Regions from separate parts of the Homo sapiens genome. Here region 1 is linked to region 2. Evidence: read pairs that join two places in POLR2A ChIA-PET (ENCODE). Cell type or tissue: OCI-LY7. All regions are shown on one strand. Links, peaks and the distances in the headings refer to the core of each region. The heading gives the core; the rest is flanking DNA.

The links. ChIA-PET counts read pairs that join two places held together with the same protein. Peaks named below come from ENCODE experiments on the same cell type or tissue, not always from the same donor. Only the 100,000 strongest peaks of a DNase experiment are listed, where the experiment ranks them.
Region 1: POLR2A ChIA-PET joins it to region 2 with 5 read pairs; 3 of 35 experiments call an interaction of 5 or more read pairs at or near these places.

What each region holds. Positions count from the first base shown.
Region 1 is chr7:69,544,648-69,552,748 of GRCh38, forward strand. LOC105375346 (a long non-coding RNA gene) reads left to right here. Exons shown (of 5, transcript XR_927652.1): 2 at 660-811. Among named protein-coding and RNA genes, the nearest start is that of CT66, 49 kb to the right of the region's middle. In OCI-LY7, for the core only: no CTCF peak of the experiment used is centred there; no DNase peak of the experiment used is centred there.
Region 2 is chr7:69,408,147-69,416,247 of GRCh38, forward strand. No RefSeq gene overlaps it. Among named protein-coding and RNA genes, the nearest start is that of CT66, 190 kb to the right of the region's middle. In OCI-LY7, for the core only: no CTCF peak of the experiment used is centred there; a DNase peak (open chromatin) is centred at 4,705.

The sequences.
Region 1 (8,101 bases), core at 1,715-6,714, 140 kb after region 2:
CCTCGTGATCTGCCCCGCCTTGGCCTCCCAAAATGCTGGGATTACAGGCGTGAGCCACTGTGCCCGGCCTTTTTTTTGAGATGGAGTCTCACTCTGTCACCCAGTCTGGAGTGCCATGGAGCAATTTCAGCTTACTGCAACCTCTGCCTCCCGGGTTCAAGTGATTCTCCTGCCTCAGCCTCCCAAATAGCTGGGAGTACAGGTGCCCACCACCACGCCAGGCTAATTTTTGTATTTTTAGTAGAGACCAGGTTTTGCCATGTTGGCCAGGATGGTCTTGAACTCCTGACCTCAGATGATCCACTCACCTTGTCCTCCTAAAGTGCTGGGATTACAGGCATGAGCCACTGTGCACGGCCTTCACGTAGTTCTTTATAGCAATGTGAGAACTGACTAATATTGTAGTATTCCCATTTTAGTCTTTCAACTTCATAGGTAAGGAAATTGAACCACAGGAGTTTCTGAATAATATGTAATTGGAGGGAAAGAGCCTTGCAGGCTGTGTTTATCTTTAGATTGGCAGAAGAATGAGTATAATCTCAAGAGTTATGATTTATCTTAAGATATCCAGAGTTTAAGTACTTAAACTATCTCTACACTGTGAGTATTTATGTAGTCAAGTGAACTCTCTCAAGGCCCAGCTGTTCCCTATCTTGCAGATGAAATCAGCTGAGAAACTGTCCATCACATATGCTACCTGAAGAGTACAAACTGAGTCATCATCAATTTGAGACAAGACAAGGTTCAGTTTTGAGGCTAAATGACCTCAAACTTTCAGAACATCATATCAGACCATTTTTGGCTCATTTAGGTAATGGGACAACATGGTTTCCATGTATTCCTCCCGTGATGAATGTGGGTGACCCATTTCCTTCATCAGTGTCAATAATTCACATTAATATTTAGAGAGTTTGTCAAAGAGTATTTGCTTAGAAGATTTGATTCTGTTGTAGACCCTGTGAGCCAGGATGAGTTCTAGTAATACTGTGTTCCCATTTTTCAGACAAGGAAACCAAGGTACAGTTAAAAGGCATTCAAGTATTTACAGCACACCTACTATGTGACAGGTGCCACACAGTGCTAGGGGTACAATGAAAAGAAAATGCAGGTGTATTTTAAAAATTAGCCAGATGTAGTGGTGCACACCTATAGTTCCAGTTACTCAGGAGGCTGTGGTGGGAGGATTGCATGAGGCTGGAAGACAAAGGTTGCAGTGAGCCATGATCACACCAGTGCACACTAGCCTGGGCAAGAGAACAAGACCTTGTCTCAAAAAAAAAAAAAAAAAAAAAAAAAAAAGCCGGGTGCCGTGGCTCATGCCTGTAATCCCAGCACTTTGGGAGGCCGAGGTGGGCAGATCAATTGAGCCCAGGAGTTCGAGACAAGCCTGGCCAACATGATGAAACCCCATCTCTACTAAAGATAGAAAAAATTAGCCGGGTATGGTGGTGCGTTCCTGTAATCCCAGCTACTTGGGAGGCTGAAGCAGCAGAGTCACTTGAACCTGGGAGGCGGAGGTTGCGGTGAGCTGAGATTGCACCATTACACTCCAGCCTGGGTAACAGCGTGAGACTCCGTCTAAAAAAAAAAAAAAAACAAAACAGAAAACAGGCCAGGCACTGTGTCTCACACCTGTAATCCCAGCACTTTGGGAAGGTGAGGCAGGTGGATCGCTTGAGGTAAGGAGTTGGAGACCAGCCTGGCCAACATGGCGAAAACCCATCCCTACGAAAAAATACCAAAATTAGACGGGTGTGGTGGCAGGGGCCTATAATCTCAGCTGCTCAAGAGGCTGAGGCAGGAGGATCGCTTGAACCCAGGAGGTGGAGGTTGCAGTGAGCTGAGATTGCACCACTGCATTCCAGGCTAGTGACAGAGCAAGATTCCGTTAAAAAACAAACAAACAAAAAAAAAAAAAAAACAGAAAAGAAAAGGCAAATGCAATCTTGCTTCTGTCATTTCTTACTGTTTGATGTGGGAAATAATCAAATATTTGTGCCAACAAATGTAAAATTTTAACTGAATGTGGTGCTGCTTTCATTGACATATTCCATCAAACCATTGTACAAAGCCAGGCACAGTGGCTTACACCTGTAATCCCAGTGCTTTGAGAGGTTGAGGTGGGAGGATCACTTGAGCCCAGAAGTTTGAGACCAGCTTGGGCAACATGGCAAAACTCTTTCTCTACAAAAAACACAAAAATTAGCCAGGCATAGTGGCACACACCTGTAGTCCTAGCTACTCAAGAGGTGGGAGGATCACTTGAGCCTAGGAGTTCGAGGCTGTAGTGAGCTATGATTGCACCACTTTTCTCTAGTGTGGGCAACAGAGTGAGACCCTGTCTCAGAAAAAAAAAAAAAAAAAAGGGTCCAGGTCAGGTGGAGTGGCTCATGCCTGTCATCCCAGCACTTTGGGAGGTCAAGACAGGCAGATCACTTGAAGTCAGGAGTTCGAGACTAGCCTAACCAACGTGGTGAAACCCCGTCTCTACTAAAAATACAAAAAGTAGTCAAGCATGGTGGCAGGCACCTGTAATCCCAGCTACTCAGGAGGCTGAGGCAGGAGAATCACTTGAACCTGAGAGGCAGAGGTTGCAGTGAGCCGAGATCAAGCCACTGCACTCCAGCCTGGGCAACAGAACGAGACTCTGTCTCCAAAAATAATAATAATAAAATAAATAAATAAAGTTGAGGAAACTCAAAGAGGATAACTACATTGTCAAAAATCACATTCCTGGCCTGGCACAGTGGCTCACACTTCTAATCCCAACACTTTGGGAGGCCAAAGTGGGCGCATTGCTTGAGCCCAGGAGTTCGAGACCAGCCTGGGCAATATTACAAGACCCTATCTCTACTAAACAAAAAAAAAAAAAAAAAAAAAAAGAAAGGCCAGGTGGGGTGGCTCAGGCCTGTAATCCCAGCACTTTGGGAGGCTGAGGCGGGTGGGTCACTTGCAGTCAGGAGTTCGAGACCAGCCTGGCCAGCATGGCAAAAACCCGTCTCTAGTAAAAATACAAAAACTTGCCAGGCGTGGTGGCACATGCCTATAATTCCAGCTACTCGGGAGACTGAGGCATGAGTATCACTGGAACCCAGAAGGTGGAGGTTGCCTTAAATAAAAATAAATAAATAAATAAACAGGGTCTGGGGTTGAATTACAGCTCTGGGCACTTCCAGCCCTGGCATTATAGGTCTTTATAGCAGACCCAGACCCATTTGATGGCATGGCACCTTGGGAAGGGGGAGAAAAGGAAGAGGGATGCAGAGAGAGAGAGAGAAAACAGGCATTTCTCTTGCCTCTAGAAAGATGTTTAAAGTTAGGTTGAACTAGAATAGAATCAATTGAGGTGTGTAAATCAGATCGCATTTTAAGTGCTCAGAGAAGCTGCTATTTTTAAAAAAAGAACTCCTGAAGGCAATCTTCAGTAAAGTGAGGAGTTCTTTTGTAGAAGGCATAAATGCCCCTGGATTTATCCTCTTTTAATCGCCTAAACGTTTGTCTATCAGGTTTCCATAAGGCACTAGGTACATTTGTGCCTAATAACAATGAGTAGTAAAGTTAATGGTTGAGATGCTCTGATAAAGATTAATGCTTGACTTCCTCTTTGAATTCTCTCTTACACTGCGTTTGGCTTTGAAAAGTACTTTTCCCTTTGTACTCCAGCCTCTGAAATCATCCTTATAAAGTCACTTCATGTAGGAGACAGTGCGGAAGATGTTCTCTTTCCGAGAGCATGGTATGATAGGCATCCAAAATACCTTCTTTAATTAAGAACCATCTTCTGGCTGGGTGCAGTGGCTCACGTCGGTAATCCCAGCACCTTGGGAGGCCAAGGCAGGAGGATCGCTTGAGCCCAGGAGTTCGAGACCAGCCTGGGCAACATAGTGAGACCTCGTCTCTACTAAGAATTTTTAAACTTTAAAAATTAAGGCGGGCACAGTGGCTCACACTTGTGATCCCAGCACTTTGGGAGGCCGAGGCAGGCAGATCACATGAGGTCAGAAGTTCAAGACCAGCCTGGGCAACATAGTGAAACCCCATCTCCACCAAAAAATACAAAAATTAGCTGGACATGGTGGTGCATGCCTGTGGTCCCAGCTATTCGGGAGACTGAGACAAGATTGCTTGAACCCAGGAGGTGGAGGTTGCAGTGAGCCAAGATTGCACCACTGCATTCCAGCCTGGGTGACAGGGCATAACTCCATCTCAAAAAATAGTAATAATAAATATTTTAAAAATAAAAATAAAAATTAGGCATGGTAGTACACATCTGTAGTCTCAGCTACTGGGGAGGCTGAAGCCAGAGGATTGCATGAGGCCAGGAGTTCAAGGCTGCAGTGAGCTATGATCGCACTACTACACTCTAGCCTAGGCAACAGAGTGAGACCTTGTCAAAACAAACAAACAAAGAAAAGAACCATCTTCTGGAAATGGATGGATGATGTGTAATGAATGAGCAGCTTTGTGTCTGAGCTTTGGTTTGGGAAAAGCCATTTCAGCGAGCTATGTGAGACCTCAGTGTTTGTGTGTGTGTGTGTGTGTGTGTGTGTGTGTGTGTGTGTGTTTTGAGACAGGGTCTCGCTCTGTCGCCCAGGCTGGAATGCAGCAGCATGATCTCTGCTCACTGCAACCTCTGCCTACCAGGTTCAAGCTATTCTCATGTCTCAGCCTCCCAAGTAGATGGGATCACAGGGGTGTACCACCACACCCAGCTAATTTTTCTATTTTTAGTAGAGATGGGTTTTGCCATGTTGGCCTGGCTAATCTTGAACTCCTAGCCTCAAGCAATCCACCCACCTCGGCCTCCCAAAGTGCTGGGATTACAGGCATGAGCCACCGTGCCGGCCAGACCTCAGTGTTTCTGTTCTTGCAGGCTTCTCCTCTCAAAGCTGGCTAGCACTCCGGCCTCCATTTACAGCCACCGCTTCCTCTGCTCCACAAAGACAAGCTGTCTAAGTTAATCCATTAGTTAGCCTTCTGCATTTACACATAACACATGGTGCTCCATGCTTCATTAGGATGGACAAGGTGTTCCAGTCGCCATGTCCCTGCATAGAACGTACTGCGGTTGCTGTCCCCAAACAAATGCTTTCATACTCTGCACCCTTCCTGCCTCCGTCCGCAGCCTCTCTCCTCACTCTACGAACCTGGACAAAGCCTTCTGATCTCCTGCCAGCAACCACTTCTGTGTTGATTAATACTTCCGTCTCGCTCTGTGCCATGCCAAACCGAGCTGGGTTTGCTGCCCGTCCAGAAGAGCAAGAGCTATGCAGCTGGACAGATCTGTCGGCCCAGGGCAGGCGCTAGACACAAGGTGATTAAGGAAGATAATGATGAATGAAGGACTCACAGGTGAAAAATGACCTCTTTGCAATCCTTATTGATCCACCAGCTGAGGTCTTTTTTATGTGGAACCTAAATTTGACATTTCAAATTGAACCTGAATCTCGAATAGCTCATGCAATTTTAGAACTGGCAGTGATTTTAGATGGAATCCAGTATGTTGCCTAGATGGGGAAACTGAGGCTCACAGCATGAAAGTGACTTGCCTAAAGTAACAGAGTGTTAATGGCAAAGCTAGGGCTAGGACACAGATCTGAGGCTCAGGTTGCTGTCCTGGGCCAGGGCTAGGTCACCATTCCCGACTGCAGGGCTGTTTTCTTCTGCACAACCTAGGTTTTGTCAGTGAGCTAATGTTGTCTGTAAAGCATTCTTTTTACTGTCCCTTTGGGAGCCAAGGTCCAAATTATAACAGTATGACCTTGTCCTTTTTACGGGCAAATTTTTTTTTTTTTTTTTGAGACAGTCTCACTCTGTCACCCAGGCTGGAGTGCAGTGGCGTGATCTCGGCTCACTGCAAGCTCCGCCTCCCGGGTTCACACCATTCTCTCGCCTCAGCCTCCTGAGTAGCTGGGACTACAGGCACCCGCCACCACGCCTGGCTAATTTTTTTTTTTTTTTTTTTTGTATTTTTAGTAGAGATGGGGTTTCACCGTGTTAGCCAGGATGGTCTCGATCTCCTGACCTCGTGATCCGCCTGCCTTGCCCTCCCAAAGTGCTGGGATTACAGGCGTGAGCCACCGCGCCCAGCCTCTACAAAAGATTTTTTTAAAAAATAGCTAGGTATGGTGGTGCACACCTGTAGTCTGAGGCGGGAGGATCACTTGAGACTGGAATTTCGAGGCTGCACTCCAACCTGGGCAACAGAGGGAGACCTTATCTCTAAAAAATAATAATAAAATAAAAGAAGATGGACAGGGTGACGTATGGTGCTTAGGGAAAGGAAAACCAGTCTTACAGGGAGTAGCCAAGAAATGGCTCTTCTCCTTTTGGAGAGAGCTATCTTTTCTAAGAAGCATTTGACTTTGGGATTTATTTCTCCATGCAATGAACAACACGAGGATGAAATGAAGCTCCACCAAAACGAGCCCTGGCAGTCAGAGGCAATGGGGGGATGGAACTCCCTCTTAATGGGCAACCAAGAGTAACACCTGGATTGGCGAGAAATGCAAACTGCCTGGAAGCAGAGCAGGGCAGGCTCCACCCACGGTGTATGACAGATGCGGATTTCCCAGTTGAAATGTAAACCGCCCCAGGAACTCTTACTGGCACCATCTCAGTGATCAGTTAACACCTGAGCATGTATTGTCACCACAGAGTTCCTTGCCTGAAAGTATATAAATTTTACTTAAGAAAAGAGCACTAGGCCAGGTGCAGTGGCTTAGTCCTGTAATCCCAGCACTTTGGGAGGCTGAGGCAGGCGGATCACCTGAGGTCAGTAGTTCAAGGCCAGCCTGGCCAACATGGTGAAACCCCGTCTCCACTAAAAATACGAAAATTAGCTGGGTGTGGTGGTGTGCACCTGTAGTTCCAGCTGCTGGGGAGGCTGAGGCATGGGAATCACTTGAACCCAGCAGTCAGAGGTTGCAGTAAATGGAGATCATGCCACTGCACTCCAGCCTGGGTGACAGAGCAAGACTCTGTCTCTAAAAATAATAATAATAATAAATAAATACATATATAAATAAATATAGTAAAATGTTGATAATAGAATTTAGGTAGTGAGTATGTAGGTATATACTGTACAACTCTTTCAATTTTTCTGAAAGTTTAAAAGTTTTCAAAATAAAATATGAGGGAAAGTGAATCTTAAAAGTTAAATAAGTACTTGTCTGAGGGGGGCGGATCACGAGATCAGGAGATCGAGACCATCCTGGCTAATGCGGTGAAACCTCATCTCTACTAAAAATATAAAAACAAAATAAGCTGGGCATGGTGGCGGGCGCCTGTAGTCCCAGCTACTCAGGAGGCTGAGGCAGGAGAATGGTGTGAACCCGGGAGGCGGAGCTTGCAGTGAGCCGAGATGGTGCCACTGCACTCCAGCCTGGGGGCAGAGCGAGACTCCGTCTCAGGAAAAAAAAAAAAAAAGTTCAATAGGTACTCCCCAGGCAAACAAAATGAAGAAGGGCTAATCTAACACCATTTCAAACTTCCCAACCCTCATCTGCTTTTCCTGCCGTCTCTATAAAGCTTGGCAGCTAAATATTTACTTACCTCCCTCGCTGCTAGGGGTAGACACATGGCATGGTTCTGGTCAGTGAGACATTAAGGGAACTCTACTGGGCTTTTTGGGGAAAGTTTTCACTTAGTTGGTACTGCCCCTTCCTGACTTGAATACAAACATGGTATCTGGAGCTGCAGCAGCCCTTGCAACTGCAAAGGAAAATCTAAAAGAATCCAACTCCCACCCTGGCCTTATTAAGCCACAAAACCAATGTTAGCAGCTACCCATCTCCAGACTTGCTGGCTGTGTTAGAAAAATAAACCCTTATTTGTTTTAGCCACTGTTAGTCAAGTTTTCTGCAGCTGAAACATTCTGAGCAGAGGCAGAAGTGTAAAACCACCTGGTTTTCAGGTAATTGCAAGCAATTTGATGGCTACAGCCAGAGTCTGGGGACAAAAATGTGAATCAAGAGATGGAGCCAAAGAGGTAGGAAGAGGCCAGATCCTGCAGGGCTCTTTGCTATTCTGGGGACTTCAAATTCTCTGAAAGTAGCGCAGCTTGGGGGAAACCTGTTCAGATTCCCTTTCACAGCCATGA
Region 2 (8,101 bases), core at 1,884-6,883:
AAACCACAAAGAGATACCACCTCACACACTTAGGATGGTTACTATGAAAGAAAGAAAAGAGGCCGGGTGCAGTGGCTCACACCTGTAATCCCAGCACTTTGGGAAGCCAAGGTGGGCAGATCACGAGGTCAAGAGATCGAGACCATCCTGGTCAACATGGTGAAACCCTGTCTCTACTAAAAATACAAAAATTAGCTGGGCATGGTGGCAGGCACCTGTAGTCCCAGCTACTTGGGAGGCTGAGGTGGGATAATTGCTTGAACCTGGGAGACACAGGTTGCAGTGAGCCAAGACTGCACCACTGCACTCCAGCCTGGTGACAGAGCAAGACTGTGTCAAAAAGCAAAAAACAAAACAAAACAAAACAAAAAGCCGAAAGAAAGAAAAGACAAGAAAGAAAATAACAAGTGTTGGCAAAGATGTGAAGAAACTGGGACCCTTGCACCTCTTGGTGGGAATATAAAATGGTGCAGCTGCTATAGAAAACAGTATGGCCACTCCTCAAAAACTTTAAAATAGCGTCACCATATGATCCAGCAATTCTATTTCTGGGTATATACCCAAAAGAATTGACAGCAGGATCTCCAAGAGATATTTATACACCCATATTCATAGTAGCGCTATTCATAATTGCCAAAAAGCTGAAGCAACCTAAGGTCTATTGACAGATAAATGGATTTTTAAATGTGGCATATATATTATAATGGAAGGAAAATCCTGTCACGTGATACAACATAGATGAACTTTGAGGACATTATGTTTTGTGATATAAGCCAGTCATCAAAAGACAAGTATTGGGCCCAGCATGGTGGCTCACGCCTGTAATCCCAGCACTTTGGGAGGCTGAGGCGGGTGGATCACTTGAGGTGAGGAGTTGGAGACCAGCCTGGGCAACATGGTGAAACCCCATCTTTACTAAAAATACAAAAACTAGCTGGTCATAGTGGCGCGTGCCTGTAATCCCAGCTACTCAGGAGGCTGAGGAAGGAGAATTGCTTGAGCCTGGGAGGCAGAGGTTGCAGTGAGCTGAGACCACACCACTGCACTCCAGCCTGGGCAACAGAGCAAGACTTTGTCTAAAAAAAAAAAAAAAAAATCATAGAGACAGAAAGTTACATGGTGTTTGCCAGGGGCTCGGGGAGGGGACAATGGGGAATTGTTTAATGAGTGTAGAGTTTCTATTTTGCAAAATGAAGTTCTGCAGATTGGTTACTCAAGAATGTGAATGGTCTTAATGCTAATGAACTACACACTACACTATGGCAAAGATGGTAAATTTTATGTTATGTGTATTTTACCACAATTAAATTTTTTGTGTTGTTTTTGTTTTGAGACAGAGTCTCACTCTATCGCCCAGGCTGGAGTGCAGTGGTGAGATCTCGGCTCCCTGCAGCCTCCACCTCCAGGGTTCAAGTAATTCTCCTGCCTCAGCCTCCCAAGTAGCTGGGATTACAGCCATGTGCCACCAGGCCCAGCTAATTTTTATATATTTTTTTAGTAGAGATGGGGTTTCACCATGTTGCCCAGACTGGTCTTAAACTCCTGGCCTCAAGTGATCCGCCCACCTTGGCCTCCCAAAGTGCTGAGATTACAGGCATGAGCCATCACAACCAGCCTACACTTTTTTTAAATTACCACATTGCACACTTGAAATGTGTATAGCCTACAGTGGGGCAGAGCAGGGAAGGGGAGGTGAGGGAAACGTACTGGAAGTGATAGATACATTGAACAGCATTGTGATGATGGTTTCATGGCTTCAGAGGTGTAAACTTTTCTCCAAACACATCAAGTTATATCCATTAAATCTACAGCTTAAAAAAGATCTACAACTTAAAAAAGCAATAAATAAGTGTCATTTACCCTATGTCACTTTTATCTCAATAAAGCTGTTTTTAATTTTTTTTTTTTTTTTTTTTGAGAACAGAGTCTCACTCTGTTGCCAGGCTGGAGTGCAATAGCATGATCTCGGCTCACTGCAACCTCTGCCTCCCGGGTTCAAGCGATTCTCCTGCCTCAGCCTCCCGAGTAGCTGGGACTATAGGTGCCCGCCACCACGCCTGGCTAATTTTTGTATTTTTAGTAGAGACAGGGTTTCACCATGTTGGCCAGGATGGTCTCGACCTCTTGACCTCATGATCCACCCGCCTCGGCCTCCCAACATGGTGTGTTTTTAATTTTTTTAATTCAGTTTTTACAAATTCAATGGGATCCTATCCCTCTGCTGCTCTAAACCTTCCATGGGCTTCCCATTTCACTCAGAGTAAAAGCCACAGTCCTTGGAATGACCCACAAGGTTGTAGATGATCTGGTCCTGAAGTCACAGTTTCCTCATTCCCATTCTTCTCACCCTCACCCGTACCAGGCCAGCTACACCGGCCTCCTTGCTGTTTTCTCAAACACACCAGGCACCCTCCCTGGGCAGTTACCCGGGCTGCTAGCTTTTACACAGAAGGCTTTTCCCCCAGGCAACTTCATGGCTCACTTCTTCACCTCTTTCAAGACTTGATTCAAACGTCACCCTCTCATCAGGGTCTTCCCTGCGTGGTATTTAAAACTCAAACAGTCTCCGACTCTGTAAGTTTCCATCTTTCTTCCCTGCTTTATTTTCTACACAGCACTTATCACTAATAAACCACATTTTATTTTTTATCTATGTCTCTCCTGACTGGAGCTCAAAAAGACAAAGATTGTTTTTGGGTTTTTTGGTTTTGTGTTTTGTTTTTTGTTTTGAGACAGAGTCTCACTCTGTCGCCCAGGCTGAGTTCGGTGGCGCAACCTCGGCTCACTGCAACCTCCACCTCCCGGGTCCAAGCGATTCTCCTGCCTCAGCCTCCCAAGTAGCTGGGATCACAGGGGTCCACTACCATGCCTGACTACTTTTTGTATTTTTAGTGGAGATGGGGTTTCACCATGTTGGCTAGGCTGGTCTCGAATTCCTGACCTCAGGTAATCCACCCTCCTGGTGCTCCCAAAGTGCTGAGATTACAGGCATGAGCCACAGAGCCCAGCCCACTTCTGGTTTTTAAATGGAAATTGATGACCTCAAATGCAGAAGTACAGACAAACCCTCTCTCGGGTCTCCATCTATGTGGAGGCAAAAAAGACCAAAGTCAGAAGTGCTCGGGGCTGCGTGGCCTCCCTCCTCCACCAGGTCCAGCATTTCCCACACTTTGTGGGTCTGATGCTTGATTTTAGCAGCCAGGGTGTATAAGAAAGGAGCGCAGCTGGAGCCATCCTCCCCTCACCACTCGCAGTGGTCCGATGTCTCAGAGCATCCAGAAAAGAATGCAAACACCAATTAATCGGGAGGCTGAGGCAGGAGAATCGCTGGAACCCAAGAGGCGGATGTTGCAGTGTGCTGAGAATGCACCACTGCACTCCAGCCTGGGTGAAAGAGCGAGACTCCATATCAAAACAAACAAACAAACACTCAAACAGGCTTTTATGAGGGCTGTAACCCAATGGACAAGGCGCACTCTCTTAGCCTGGGAATGTCCCTGCTCTGAACCAGTTGCCTTGCCAACAAGCCACATGTTTCCACCCTGCAGAATCCAATTTCTGAGCAATGTGACAGTGACAGGTCCAGAGACATGCTACACACTCCCAAGGTGCCTTTGAACACCTGCTGAATCGTTAAGAACAATGTGTATCTCTGCATGTACTTAGCAACGTGGAACACGCACCAGGAAAATGCACATCACGCTCAGTTTATGCAGCAGCCCCCACCACCCCAGGCCACCCCCAAACATCTTGCAAGCTACAGAGCACACAAGGCTGAGCCACCTTCTTTATCACCATCATTCTCAGAATCACTGCAGACTCACTCCTTAAGTCCCAGATTAAGCATTAATATTAACACCTTAATATTAAGTTATTTAATCCTCACAACAACCCTATGATTTAAATGACTATTATCCCATTTCAGATGGAGGAAGCGAGACCTAGAAAGGGTAGGTAGCGCTGGGTACTGTGGCTCACACCTGTAATCCCACCACTTTGGGAGGCTGAGGCAGGAGGATTGTTTGAGGCCAGAAGTTCGGGGCCAGCCTGGGCAACACAGGGAGACCCCCTCCTCCCTATCTCTACAAAAAGAAAAATCTAAAAATTAGCCGAGTATGGTGGTGTGTACCTGTAGTCCCAGCTACTTGGGAGACTGAGGTGGGAAGATCCTTGAGCCCAGGAGTTGGAGGCTGCAGTGAGCTATGATGGCACCACTGCACTCCAGCCTGGGTGACAGAGCAAGATCATGTCTCTCCAAAAAAAAAAAAAAAAGAAAGAAAGAAAGGGTAAGTAATTATCCAAATTCACACAGCTAGAGAAAAATGACACCAGGATTTAAACCTAGACTGTCTGCCTCCAGAGTTTACCCTCTCAAACATTCCCCTATACTATGACTCTGTAATACTCCTTAAATGTGCAGGTTAAAGATTGTTGTAATTATCTTTGCTGCATAACTACCCACCCAAAAACTTCACAAAGAAAAATACCAAGTTCATTCTGCTCATGGACACAGTGGGTGAGGAATTTGGGCAGGACACCATGGGGACAGCTTGTCTCTGCTCTACCGCGTCTATCCAAGGCATCAGCTACAAAGGCTCAAAGGCTGAGAATGACTCAATGGCTGGGACTGATATCATCTAAAGCTATTGCACTCACGTCACTCTCTACACACGGTCTCTCCATGTGACCTGGGCTGCTCAGCCTGGTGGCTGCTTTCGAGAAGCAAGTGTCCCACAAGGCAGGAAGTAGAAGCTGTTGGTTTCTGAAGACGGATACTGGAATCCAGAGCAGCATCACGTCTGCCGTTTTCTATTGACCAAGCAGTCCCAGAGTCCAGATTCCATGGGAGGGGCAGAGACCCTACCTCTCAAAGAATTTTGTGGCCATTTTTTTAAACCACCAATAAGATCGTTTAGCCTAACTCCTTTATTTATTTATTTATTTATTTATTTATTTATTTATTTATTTTTATTTTTTGAGACAGTCTTGCTCTGTCACCCAGACTGGAATGCAGTGGCACGATCTCGGTTCACTGCAACCTCTGCCTCCCGGGTTCAAGCCATTCTCCTGCGTCAGCCTCCTGAGTAGCTGGAATTATAGGTGTGCACTACCACATCTGGCTAATTTTTGTTATTTTTAGTAGAGACGAGGTTTCACCATGTTGGCCATGCTGGTCTTAAACTCCTGGGCTCAAGTGATCCTCCCACCTCGGCTTTCCAAAGTGCTGGGATTACAGGCATGAGCCACCGCGCCCGGCCAGTCCAATCCCTTTAAATTCTATCTGAACAACTGAAGCTCAGAGAAGTTAAGCAATGTGTCCAAGATCGCATAATTCGTAAAGTGCTAGTGCCAGCATGGAACAGGTGCCTTCAGGTCCGGTCTCTTAACGCTATGCCACTCCGTCTCAATGTGGCTGCACGTTGAAATCACCTGGGGAACTTTAAAGAGTGCTGATGCCCGGGTGCCCCTGCAGAGATTCTGATTTGTTATGACGTGGCCTGGGCATGGGGATCTTTAAAAGCCCCCCAGGGGCTTTAACAGTCTGCAGTGTGAGAACCATGCTCTATGCAGTACCCCCAGTTGGTTCCATACAGGTGAAATCTACCACTGTTTCAGTGTCTCCACATTTGCAGTGGCCTTAGCCTACGATGGAAACAACTACACCAAGAACAGATTTCTGACACCTTCACCTGGTTCACTAACTTCATCCTGAACCTTTGTCCAACACGCCTAACAAATTTTTGTGTTTTTTGTAGAGACAGGGTTTTGCCACGTTGCCCAGGCTGGTCTTGAACTCCTGACCTCAAGCAATCTGCCCACCTCAGCCTCCCAAAGTGCTGGGATTACAGGCATGAGTCCCTGCAACTTACCACCTTCTCTTTCTTGATAATACTTTGTGGGGTTTTTTTGTGGAGGGAGGGATCTTAACCTTTATTTTATTTTATTTTATTTTATTTTATTTTATTTTATTTTATTTTATTTTATTTATTTATTTTTTGAGATGGAGTCTCGCTCTGTCACCCAGGCTGGAGTGCAGTGGCGCCACCTTGGCTCAGTGCAAGCTCCGCCTCCCAGGTTCACGCCATTCTCCTGCCTCAGCCTCCCTAGTAGCTGGAACTACAGGCTCCTGCCACCACACCCGGCTATTTTTTGTATTTTTAGTAGAGACAGGGTTAGCCAGAATGGTCTTGATCTCCTGAGCTCGTGATCCACCCACCTCGGCCTCCCAAAGTGCTGAGATTACAGGCATGAGCCACCGCGCCCGGCTGGTCTTAACCTTTATTTTAAGTTCAGGGGTACAAGTATGGGTTTGTGACATAGGTAAACTTGTGTCATGAGGGATTGTTGTACAGATCATTTCATCACCCAGGTATTAAGCCTAGTACTCATTAGTTATTTTTCCTAATCCTCTCCCTCCTCCCACCCTCCACTCTCTGAAAGGTCCCAGTGTGTGCCATTTCCCTCTATTTGTCCACGTGTTCTCATCATTTAGCTACCACTTATAAATGAGAATATGCGATATTTGGTTTTCTGTTCCTGTGTTAGTTCACTAAGGATAATGGCCTCCAGCTCCAGCCACGTCCATGCAAAGGACATGATCTTGTTCTTTTTTATGGCTGCATAGTATTCCATGGTGTATATGTACCACATTTTCTTTATCCAGTCTGTCGCTGTTGGGTATTTAGGTTGAACCATGTCTTTGCTATTGTAAATAGTGCTATGGTGAACGTATGTGTGCAAGTGTCTTCATAATAGAATGATTTGATCCCCTCATCTTCTGCCTCCCACCACCTTCCAGTGGCCCCTCAGAAGCAGCAATTTAACACTCAACGCTTCAACTATGAGTCATGCTCATCTCTTCACCGCCATCTGCCAAGCTCCAGAAATTTATTTCTGCCTTTGGAGCTCCTCACAGGTGGAGACCCAAAGGCCAGGTTATCCTGTTCACCCTGCCTGAGCCTCCTGGATAACCACTAACCCCAGTTATAACATTCCTCCTCCAGCTCCAAATATGTCTTCCTTCCTCTTCCTGGTCCATACAGCACTGGGCTAAAATTGTGTCTAAGTCATGCTTTTAAAAGTTTGATTCTGGCCAAGCATGATGGCTCATTCCTGTAATCCCAGCACTTTGGGAGGCCAAGGCAGGAGGATCCCTTGAGGCCAAGAGTTGGAGATCAGCCTAAGCAACATAGCAAGACCCCGTCTCTGAAAGAAAAAAAAAATTAGCCAGACATAGTGTCACACACCTATAGTCCCAACTACTCAGGAGGCTGAGGTGGGAGGATCACTTGAGTCTAGGAGTTGGAAGCTGCAGTGAACTATGATTGCACCACTTCAGTCCAGCCTGGGCAACAGAGAAAGACTCTGTCTCAATGTAAAACAAACAAACAAACAAACAAAAACGTTGATAGGTTGATTTTGTGAAAGCATCGGTTGACTTAGTGGGGGGAAAAATCCATCAATGTGATTATTTCACTGAAATAATTGATCAGTTGCATCCTATGTCTTCTATCATAACAAACTCGCCAAAAATATTAGCCTAAACAAGTATTTTTAGCATTTCTCCTTAGCTTCAAATTCTCATAAAGGGCAGATTTTTTAAATGCAGATGTAAAGAAAGAAACTTTCTGATATTGCTCTTCTACTAGATTTACTGATTTATATTAGGTTAGGAGAAGATCTTTACAGTTTTATCATGGGTACATATCTCCTGAGGATAATTTTATAAAATATATTTATGCTTCACTTTACACAAAATGAAATCTTCCTAAACTTCATAGGCAATTATTTCAAATATGCCAAAGAAAAGATATTGAAAGGAACTCTTTATCTGGGTTCATTATATTTTTCTCTTTACTTTCGTGTATCTTTGAGCATTTTCATAAGATTAAGAAGGAAGCAAAGAAGAGAGGGAGGCTGGGCAACCTCAGGGAATTCTATGATAGTCTAAAACCTCATTATATAAGGAAATGCAAATTAATACCCCCCACCAAAAAAAAAAACATGCAATTTTTGTGTGTGTGTGTGTTTATAAAGTCTAATTTCTGTAGACTAGGGCTCTAAAAATCTAAAATAATTATTCTCTTTTATTTTTTTGAGG